Regions from separate parts of the Homo sapiens genome. Here region 2 is linked to region 1. The links are chromatin contacts, found by Hi-C in ENCODE. All regions are on one chromosome and are shown on one strand. The core of a region is the stretch at or near the end of the contact, and the rest is flanking DNA. Distances in the headings are between cores, read along the strand shown. Region 1 holds the start of DLEU2 (deleted in lymphocytic leukemia 2). Region 2 holds the start of CKAP2 (cytoskeleton associated protein 2).

What was found. Hi-C counts contacts between places; a loop is a spot of excess contacts on that map. Pooled maps may share reads with other maps.
Region 2: a loop to region 1 is called in a map of sigmoid colon, with 7 times the contacts of the local background. The contact joins the promoter of CKAP2 here to the promoter of DLEU2 in region 1. A Hi-C loop is called at or near these places in 4 of 168 maps with a recorded cell type or tissue (CD4-positive, alpha-beta memory T cell, ascending aorta, naive thymus-derived CD4-positive, alpha-beta T cell and 1 more), 4 of 37 single-sample maps with no recorded cell type and 17 of 50 pooled maps.

The regions. Positions count from the first base shown.
Region 1 is chr13:50,123,184-50,127,422 of GRCh38, forward strand. It overlaps DLEU2 (deleted in lymphocytic leukemia 2), which reads right to left and starts at 2,358. Exons shown (of 14, transcript NR_152566.1): 1 at 2,119-2,358. The region is part of intron 2 of DLEU1 (deleted in lymphocytic leukemia 1); the gene reads left to right. RefSeq lists silencers at 821-1,330, 1,411-1,920, 2,241-2,450, 2,481-2,810 and an enhancer at 2,479-3,189.
Region 2 is chr13:52,452,703-52,456,975 of GRCh38, forward strand. CKAP2 (cytoskeleton associated protein 2) reads left to right here and starts at 2,776. Exons shown (of 9, transcript NM_018204.5): 1 at 2,776-2,924; 2 at 3,821-3,905. The coding sequence starts at 2,855. CKAP2-DT (CKAP2 divergent transcript) reads right to left here and starts at 2,644. Exons shown (of 1, transcript NR_185890.1): 1 at 2,073-2,644. RefSeq lists enhancers at 1,927-2,106, 2,397-2,476.

The sequences.
Region 1 (4,239 bases), core at 1,108-3,607:
ATATACAAAGCCCTGCCCGACCTGGCCTCTTGCCTCCCTGCAGCTAACCTGGCAATTGCTCTCTCTTAACATCTACCTCCTGGATTTACAAACTGGGGTGGAGGTGGGAAAAAAGAATCAAAATCATAAAGTGAAGCCAAAACTGTTTGTGTAGCATTTATACACTGTTGAAGAATCAAAGGCCTTTTTTTCATAGTGCTTTTCGGGAGGGAGAAATTGGATTGTAAACATGTAATTTACAATCTCCACATTTTTTATTCTAGATAAATGCCACACACACCTTCCTGTTACAGAATATTGCATAGCAACTTTCAACATCATTCAGTTTTTTAATACCTATCCACATATGATGTTATGTATTTTACAAATCCTGCAACTAACAACGCAGTTCTTGATAGACTGCGATCTACTGGGAGGACTGCTCGGTTTTCACCTGAATTATTGCTCGTGGTTCACACACTAACACCCAAAAAGACACTCTACGGGTCATGACGTGTCCCTAAAATCCTCCATCTACTCCAGAAAACGTTCTAACTTTTTGAGACGAACTGTTGTAACTAGTCTCCTGGCGAGGCCTGCTATGTCTTATACCACAGGCTCTAACTGCCAAATCTTTTTCAGAAGTCTTTCAGTTGTTGCCTCCAAACGGAGCTCTTTGCAGTCCTCGGGCGGACGAATGGACGGATTCGAGCGAAGCTTATTTCCCTTCTCCTAACGCATCTACCTATAAATAGCGCTCACCGCGCTGAGTCACCAAAACCCCGAGTTTCCCCAAATAGCGCGTAACGACTGCTGGGATCGCGTCCCTCGGGGCTCTGTGACAGACTCCAACCACACACCCGCTGGGCTGGACTGCGGGCCCACACGGCCCAGCGGGTCTCTCACCACCCGGCGCCCCAGGGACGCGGGCGAGGCCGCGGTGTCCGGACCGAGTCGACAGCGTCGGACTTCCCGCGCGCGGACGGCGCTCTGGGGAAGGAGGAGCCGGCGGGCGGCTGGACCTGGCCTTGACTGCGCGGGGTCCGCCCCCGCCCCCTCGGGAGCGCAGAGTTGCGGGGGGCCGGCACCAGCCTCCGCCCTGCGCCGCCCGCTCACACAATGGGACGCGTCGGGAGGGGGCGGCCGCGGCTCCCATTCCGGTCCCAGGGCGGGGACTCCGGGCGGCGGGAGAAGCAGTCGGGCTGGGGCCAGAAGGAAAACCCCTCTCTCCCTCTGCCCACTCAAACTGCGAAAGGGCTCCAGCCGGCGGTGCCAGGGGCTGGGGAGCAGCTGGGGAGGGAGCGGAAGTGCCACCCCCTGCAGTCAAGGGTGGTGACGTCACCCCTGCAGCCAGCCTGTAGCGGGGGTGTCTGTACATCACATGACCCGGCCCCCCTCTCCCCGCCGAAGCCCGCGCGCGCGCTCTCTCCCCCAGCCCCGACTCCCACCTCTCCCCCGCCCCCTCTCCCCAACTTTCGCCCTCCCCGCTCCGGCACCGCTGTCAACAGCGCCAGCTCCGCCCCCTCCCCGCGCCCTGTGGAACCGCCACGGCGGCGCGGCGGGCGCTCGCGCTCAGGTCCGAGGCTCCGAGAAGCGAGCGTGCCCCGGTTCCACCCTGCCCCCCAGCTCAGTGCTTGCTGGCTGCGTGGGCACCAGAGCCAGGGGGCACGGCGGCGTGCAGCGACAGCGCTTCTCTGCTCCATCCTCCCACAGCAGTTAGAGGACGAAGCTGAGGCGCCGGGTCCGAGCTCGGAGGGAGCGAGGCGCATGCAGCGGCCTCCGGGCCCTGACGCGTAGCCTCCGGGGGTCGGCCCACGGGCGAGAGAAGCAGCCGGGAGCCCCTCCTCGACCCCAGCAAGGCGGCCCGCGCCTCCGCTCTCCCTACCGCCCGGGTGGCGCACGCCAGTCCTCCGTCTTTGGCTGCGGCGCAGGCACCGGCCATACGACGAGGGGCCAGGCGGGGACCGCCTCCTTGAGCCCCCTCGGCCACCCCTGCCGTGTGGACTGCTGGGGTTGCAGATTTGCTGGCTGTTGCTGCAGCGCCTCGTTCTATTTTTCCTCTCAGTTCCCTTCTAAAAGTGGAGGCTCGGGGGAGGAAAAAGAAAGCCCACAGTGTTGAAAGGGGCGGTACGGACTGACCTGTCAACGGCGGAGGAGGAAGACCCCCGTTCGGGGCGAGCTCTCGAGCCCGCGCAGGGATCGGAGCTCTGGGCTCGCGCGGAAAGGCACGGCGGCAGCTGTGCCTCAGCCAGGTGTCCCCCCTCGGCGGGGCCCGCGCCGCCGCGCCCGCCCCCTCCCCCGGCGCAGCGCTCCCCGCCCCATCGCCGGGGACCAGGGAACCCCCCGGCTCGATTTTTTGTGCAGTTTCAGCAAAGCTCCGAGGAAGTTGGTCCTTTTGTTCCACTATTTATAGATTGCGTCAACATTGCGAAAAGGAGAAGGCGGAGCGGTGGCCCCTCCCCCTCCCCTCCCCCCGCCGGCTCCTGGGAGAGAAAAGCCCCAGCACACGACCTAAGTACACAGCGCGCCAGCCGCCCGCCCGCGGCCTTCTGCTCCCCGCTTCTTCCCCCTCCCAGCCGGGGCCCGAACGCTGCCAACCCCGTCACGTGCCCGCCCGGGAAAACCAGCTCCCCGGGGCTCCGCGCCGCCCGCCAGGCTTCGTGGCGGCGGCGGCGGCAGCGGCCTCACCCAGCTCGTGGGCTCGGGCCGCGGCTCAGGCGTCACGCATAGCGTGGGCACCCACGCCCTCGCCACCCGACGAGGATCTCGGGCTCCGCGACCTGTGGGAGTGCTGCGGGGCGTCCCGCACTTCCGCCCTCTCTCGTCTCCGGCTCCCCAGTCGCCGCCCCGCTCGCCGAGTGTGCGCGCATTCGGGCCTCGCCTCGGAGCCGGGAGGCTGTCCTGTCCCCAGGCCCCTCGCGCGGCCGCTCTTCCAGGCATTGCGGTGCTAGCCCCCTCTCCCGCGCACGACTGGGGAGGGCAGAGGTGTGAGGGATGCGGGGGTGGCTCGCAGCCGTTCGCGGGCAGGCGGGCGGAGCGCGGGAAGCGCGGTGCGGGCGTTCCATGGCGCACCCAGACGCTCTCCCTCCTCCGCAGGTGCAGCGGGGCGTTGCGCGAGCTCGAGTCCCCCTTCCCGGACAGCTAGGGAGAAGGGAGTTTGCAGACCGGAGCTACAGTTGGAAGAATATAGTTTTTGAGAAGTTACTGGAAGTTAGATGTGAGACAAAAACAGACGAACTTTCCTTCAAAGCCTTATGACGAAATGATAGGCCTTGCCATACCCTTGAAATGAAACTGAGCTCCCTACCGGCCTAAAGCCGCTGTTCCTGAGCTTCATGTAAACAAGGAGGGCGGTAAACACCAGAGGAAGGCCTTACAACAATACCAAGTGCAAGTAGCTCATTTGAGTGTTATTTATCTTAGCAGCTTCCCTGAGTGATTTATGTATATTGCAGTTTAACTTTACAGGGTGGGAATAAAATAATTTGGCTTCTCAGCTCACTGGCGGAAGAAACTAGAGCTGAGCTGGGACGAGGGCAAGAAGCGCGTCGCACCTTTCCTGGCAGCTGAACAGTGTGATGAACAGTCTGGAAGGGTTATGTTATTACTTAAGGGGTTTGGGGAAACCGTTCCCGCGCACAGACCCTCATTCGGGCCAACTGCAGGCCGTGGGGGACTCTTCAAGGACTCGCGCAACCCGAGCCGAGCTTCCTGGCTGGGCACTGGGCTCAGCCAGTGCTGAGAGCGCTTTCGCTGGGCCAGTCAAGACAGCAATAAGTTTGCCTCTATTTGGGAAACCTTTCCAGGCTTGCCTGCCCTCTTTTAAGAGGGAGACTAGGTGGTGGGATCGTCAGCTGCCAATGTGTGCACTCGTTCTAAAGAAGGCGAGAGGAAGTAAAGCGAACCTGTGCAGTGTTTGCTGGGCTTCCAAAACGCGGAGCTTAGTCGACCCCCCAGCGAACCGGACGGCGCTTTGGTCCCCTCACACCTAACGGTACTCAGAGCCTGGTGCGGGAGCTGGCGCGCTCGCTCCTGGTTTCCTTCCAATTTAGGCAAAGGCCCTGGCCGCCCGTCTTCCTGCTTCTGCTGTGCCCTGCCACAGCACTCCTAAGACGGCGAATTCGTTTCTGCGCCAATTTTGTTTTGAATATCTACAAACCACTTTTCCTTGCATGAAGAAAACAAGGCAGGGCCCCCTGGCCCGTCCCACACCTGCGAGAGGCAGAGATACAGAGGCCTCGGGCCTCAGCCTTCATTTCC
Region 2 (4,273 bases), core at 1,526-4,025, 2.3 Mb after region 1:
TCCAGGCTGGAGCAAGGAGAAACGTCATGTGGCTTATATATGGCAATAAATGAATAGACAAAAGGTTTTAATTTTTATGAAGTTCAGTGTATTTTTTTCTTTCATAGTTCATGGAATTTGCCTATTTAAGAAATCTTTTTTCCACAAACCAGATATTGATACTGATTATGAAATCTTTGCCTAACACAAAGTCACTAAGATTTTCTCCTATAATTTCTTCTAGAAGCTTCATAGTTTTGGTTCTTACATTTAGGTCTATGCTTTTTTTTTTTGAGACAGAGTCTCACTCTGCCGCCCAGGCTGGAGTGCAATGGCACAATCTCGGCTCACTGCAACCACTGACTCCTGGGTTCAAGCGATTCTCCTGCCTCAGCCTCCCGAGTAGCTGGGATTACAGGTGCCTGCCACCACGCCTGGCTAACTTTTGTATATTTTGTAGAGACAGGGTTTCACCATGTTGGCAAAGCTGGTCTTGAACTCCTGACCTCAGGTGATCCACCCGCCTTGGCCTCCCAAAGTGCTGGGATTACGGGCATGAGCCACCACGCCCAGCCATCCCCAGGATGTTTTTGCCAGGACCTCCCACCTTCTGAATCAGATGGTTCCTTTCAGTCCCAATCCTACTGGACCTCTGTAGTGCCCAACACTGTGGTCCATTACCTCTTTCTTCAGCTTCTCTCTTCCCCAGACTTTGTGACCCCATTGTGTCCCCATTGTCCTCCTAACTTTCAGATTGTCCTTCCCTGTTCTCTCACAGGCACTTTACCTTCTTCACATGACCACAGGAGGAACGACTAACACTAATTAATCATCAGTACTCCAGGTGCCTGCAGTTTCATGGTCAGCTGTGTTGGCAAAGAACTGTTCTGAAAGGAAATCTTTTTTGTTTTGTTTTTTTTGTTTGTTTTTTGGATCTTTTAGAAAAAGGTCTGCTTTCTCTGCAATAATTGTGTAGCAGTAATATTAAAAAGTGTCTCAAAAATAGACATATCATTGGAGTGGGTGAGTCTGGAGATTAGAGGAGAATTGCCATTTTGAAAAACCTAGCAGTTTGGCAGGTTTTCCTATTCATCTCAGCCTACTGAGATCTCCATGGTATCCTTTGAGTCAATTTCTTTTTTTACCATGCCCACTTATAAAAAATTATTGAGGTTCACATAACATAAAATTAATCATTTTAAAGTGAACAACTCAATGGCATTAATACATTTACAATGTCACCCAACCACTACCTCTAATTCCAAAACATTTCACTTACTTCAAGGTAATGAAACCCTTGTCCATTAAACTGTCTCCCAATTCTCCCCCTACCCTCAGCCTCTGGCAACTACTATTCTGAGTTATTTCACTATGGATGTATCTATTTTAGATCTTTCATATAAATGGAATCATACCATATGTAACTTTTCATATATTACTTCTTTTACTTAGCATAATGTTTTGGAGGTTTTTGAGTCACTTATTAACGCTGTATTTTGTTCTCACTTAATAGAAATCCCTGGTTGCCCCACCTGTCTGATGAAACTTTAGTAAATAATCAACAATAATGACAGACGTATTTAAACAGCAAGTTATATCTTAAGGATGGTGATGGACAATGTTAAACTAAAACTGGGACATTTCATCAAGTAAAAAACTACACAAAATCTCAAACCAAATTCCTCATTAGCAAGACGCTACCATAAGATGTCTGAAGAAAAAAGCAGGCAGAAGTGGGAAAAACTGACCACAGCCGAGGGCCAGCTGTGGAGGCCCTCAGACCTGGGAAGGGTAAACGGGGAAATCACATCCTCCCGTCTGTGTGCCCGGAGCACCTAAAACCTGGCTGAAAGAGTCCAGTCCAGCCTTACTGCAGTGATCAGGCAAGAAATGTAAACCCAGTGCTTGAAACCAGGCAGGTGCAGTCCAGACTCGCCCTCACTTCCCCACTGCCACTCTTAAAACCTTCTAGCCCTGACTTGTTTCGTTCTGTCATGTGGATTGAGTGTTTGTGTGGGTTTTATGAAGGTGGTATTTTTAGATGAGAAAAACGAAGATTATGGCGGCACACTTAACCACACAAACACAAAACGTCTGTAACAAATGCTATTTTATCTTCAAAGGAGAATTATATATAACCTTGAGGAGGGGATGAGGTTTATCTTCATTTTTTTCTGTTTCTCCTCCTCTCCTCCCTTTTTTGCATTTGATAATTGCTTAGAATAAAGGTATGGAAAGTAGATCCCAATTTCAGTTCCCCTTCACACGCTGTGCAAACGTGGACAAACAACCTCTGAACCTGTCACCTCTCAGTGGAAAAAGTGGTGATAACGTCCCACCTCAGAATTGATGCTCAAAATGAAGCAGTATTTGTGAAACGAAAATACACACGCTCGTGGTACGCCAGATCGGTGTTTACGTCCTCGTCAGTGAACGCGTCGATGTTTAATAAGAAGGGCAGCCAATCAACACTTTTCTTGTCTTTTTCTCGTCTGCCTTCCTCCAAGGACTGTGAGGGTCTCAAGATGTGTCCCATCTCGGTTGTTTGTCAACCTAGTCCTGCTATGTCGTGGGGACTGAGCAGGCCGACTCCTCCCCCATCGCACGTCCAGGATGAAGAGCGCTGTTTAGGTTTGAAACCTGCAGACTCAGTCCCAACCGAACTGGGCAGACACCAGACCGGCCCCGGCAACTGCAGTCCAGGCTCCGCCTCCCTACGCCCATTGGCTTATTCAATTCACGCAGGAACCAATGGGCGGAGACGGCAGCCGCGCCGTCTGACGGCTTAGCCGCGGTGCAGACTGCGGCGGCGGTGGTCTGAGGAAGTTCTATCTTGGCGCTAAAGCGGAGACGCATCCCCCGACCCGAGGCTACGATGAGCACACCGGCCGTGCCCCAGGACCTGCAGCTGCCCCCGAGTCAGAGGGCGCAGTCCGCATTCAAAGGTGAAGGCCGCGGTGGCGGTGGCGGTGGCGGTGGCGGTGGCGGTGGCGGGCGCGGGCCCGGCGGTCGGGGCTCGGGGCCGCGCTGGCGCGCTTCACCTCTCCCCCGCTCTGTGAGATCCCTGAACGCGGCGTCGGCCTCGCCCTGCCTCATTCTTGGCCTTGTGGAACGGATCATAAAAACAGGAACCGCTGCGTGGTGTTACTGTGCGGTCGCTGCTGGCTGGGATGGGCCCTCCTAAGAAGGAATCCGTTAGGCGAGGGGAAACGCGCGGGCCTCAGGCCGGGGTCGGTGTCGGAGACCCTGGGTCCGCTTGGGGGCGGGGCTGCACAGGTTCAGGGACCGACTGCGCCTGCGCTGGGTCCTCCGCCTCTTAGGTCCCTAGCGAATTTCTGCAGGGCTGGGGTCGCATCATGTGTTATTTCCAATTTCACAGCTTCTCCTTCGACTTTATGGAAACCGAGGGTTGGTTGGGTCTTCAAAACTAATATTGTTATTCCCTTATTCTACACACGGGAAAGCAGAAGAAAGTAATTCTCATCTAACCCAGTTCTGGTAAATTAGAACTTTCGAGTCTAGTGCCTCACTTCTACCATTTAGTTTCTTAAAGCTTGGCTAGCAGGAGCTGTATGTAGAAAATGATGTTCTCCAGATTTTTCACAGGGAGTAGAGAATGTGATTCTTATGCAGAGGGGTTTTGGGGACCTGTTGTGGTAACAGTCTCTTCTAAGGTGATTTCTCAAAGGCAATATTGAATTGGAGAATTTTCTGTTATATAGATGTGACCTCAGGTGGAACCAGCTTTGGAAGTAAACTCTTCATTTAGTCAACAAGATTTATTTGCCGTTATCGATGTTTTAACTAATATTGACTTGTAGCTCTTACCTTTGTTATCTAGAGCAAAGAAGACAAAAACTCAAGGAACATCTGTTGAGAAGAAAAACGCTTTTTGCATACAAGCAGGAAAATGAGATGTTATCCAGGTAAGGTCAAGTTTATTTCTTTTCACTTCTGTAAAATTGTATCAGATCTGTCCAATGAAAATGTAAAGTAAGCCATATCTGTAATTTTAAATTTTCTAGTAGCCACATTTAGAAAAACTGCTTACATATTATTTTACGTCTTTTTGTGGTACAACGTCTTTAAAATCTGGTGTCTATTTTACAGTTACAGGACATTTCCATTTGGTCTATCCACATTTCAAGCACTCAGTAGCCACATTGGCTAGTGGCTACTTTATTGGATGGTGCAGCATTAGATCATCGTTTTATTAATTTTTTTTTTTTTGAGACAGAGTCTCACTCTGTTGCCAGGTTGGAGTGCAGTAGCGTGATCTTGGCTCACTGCAGCC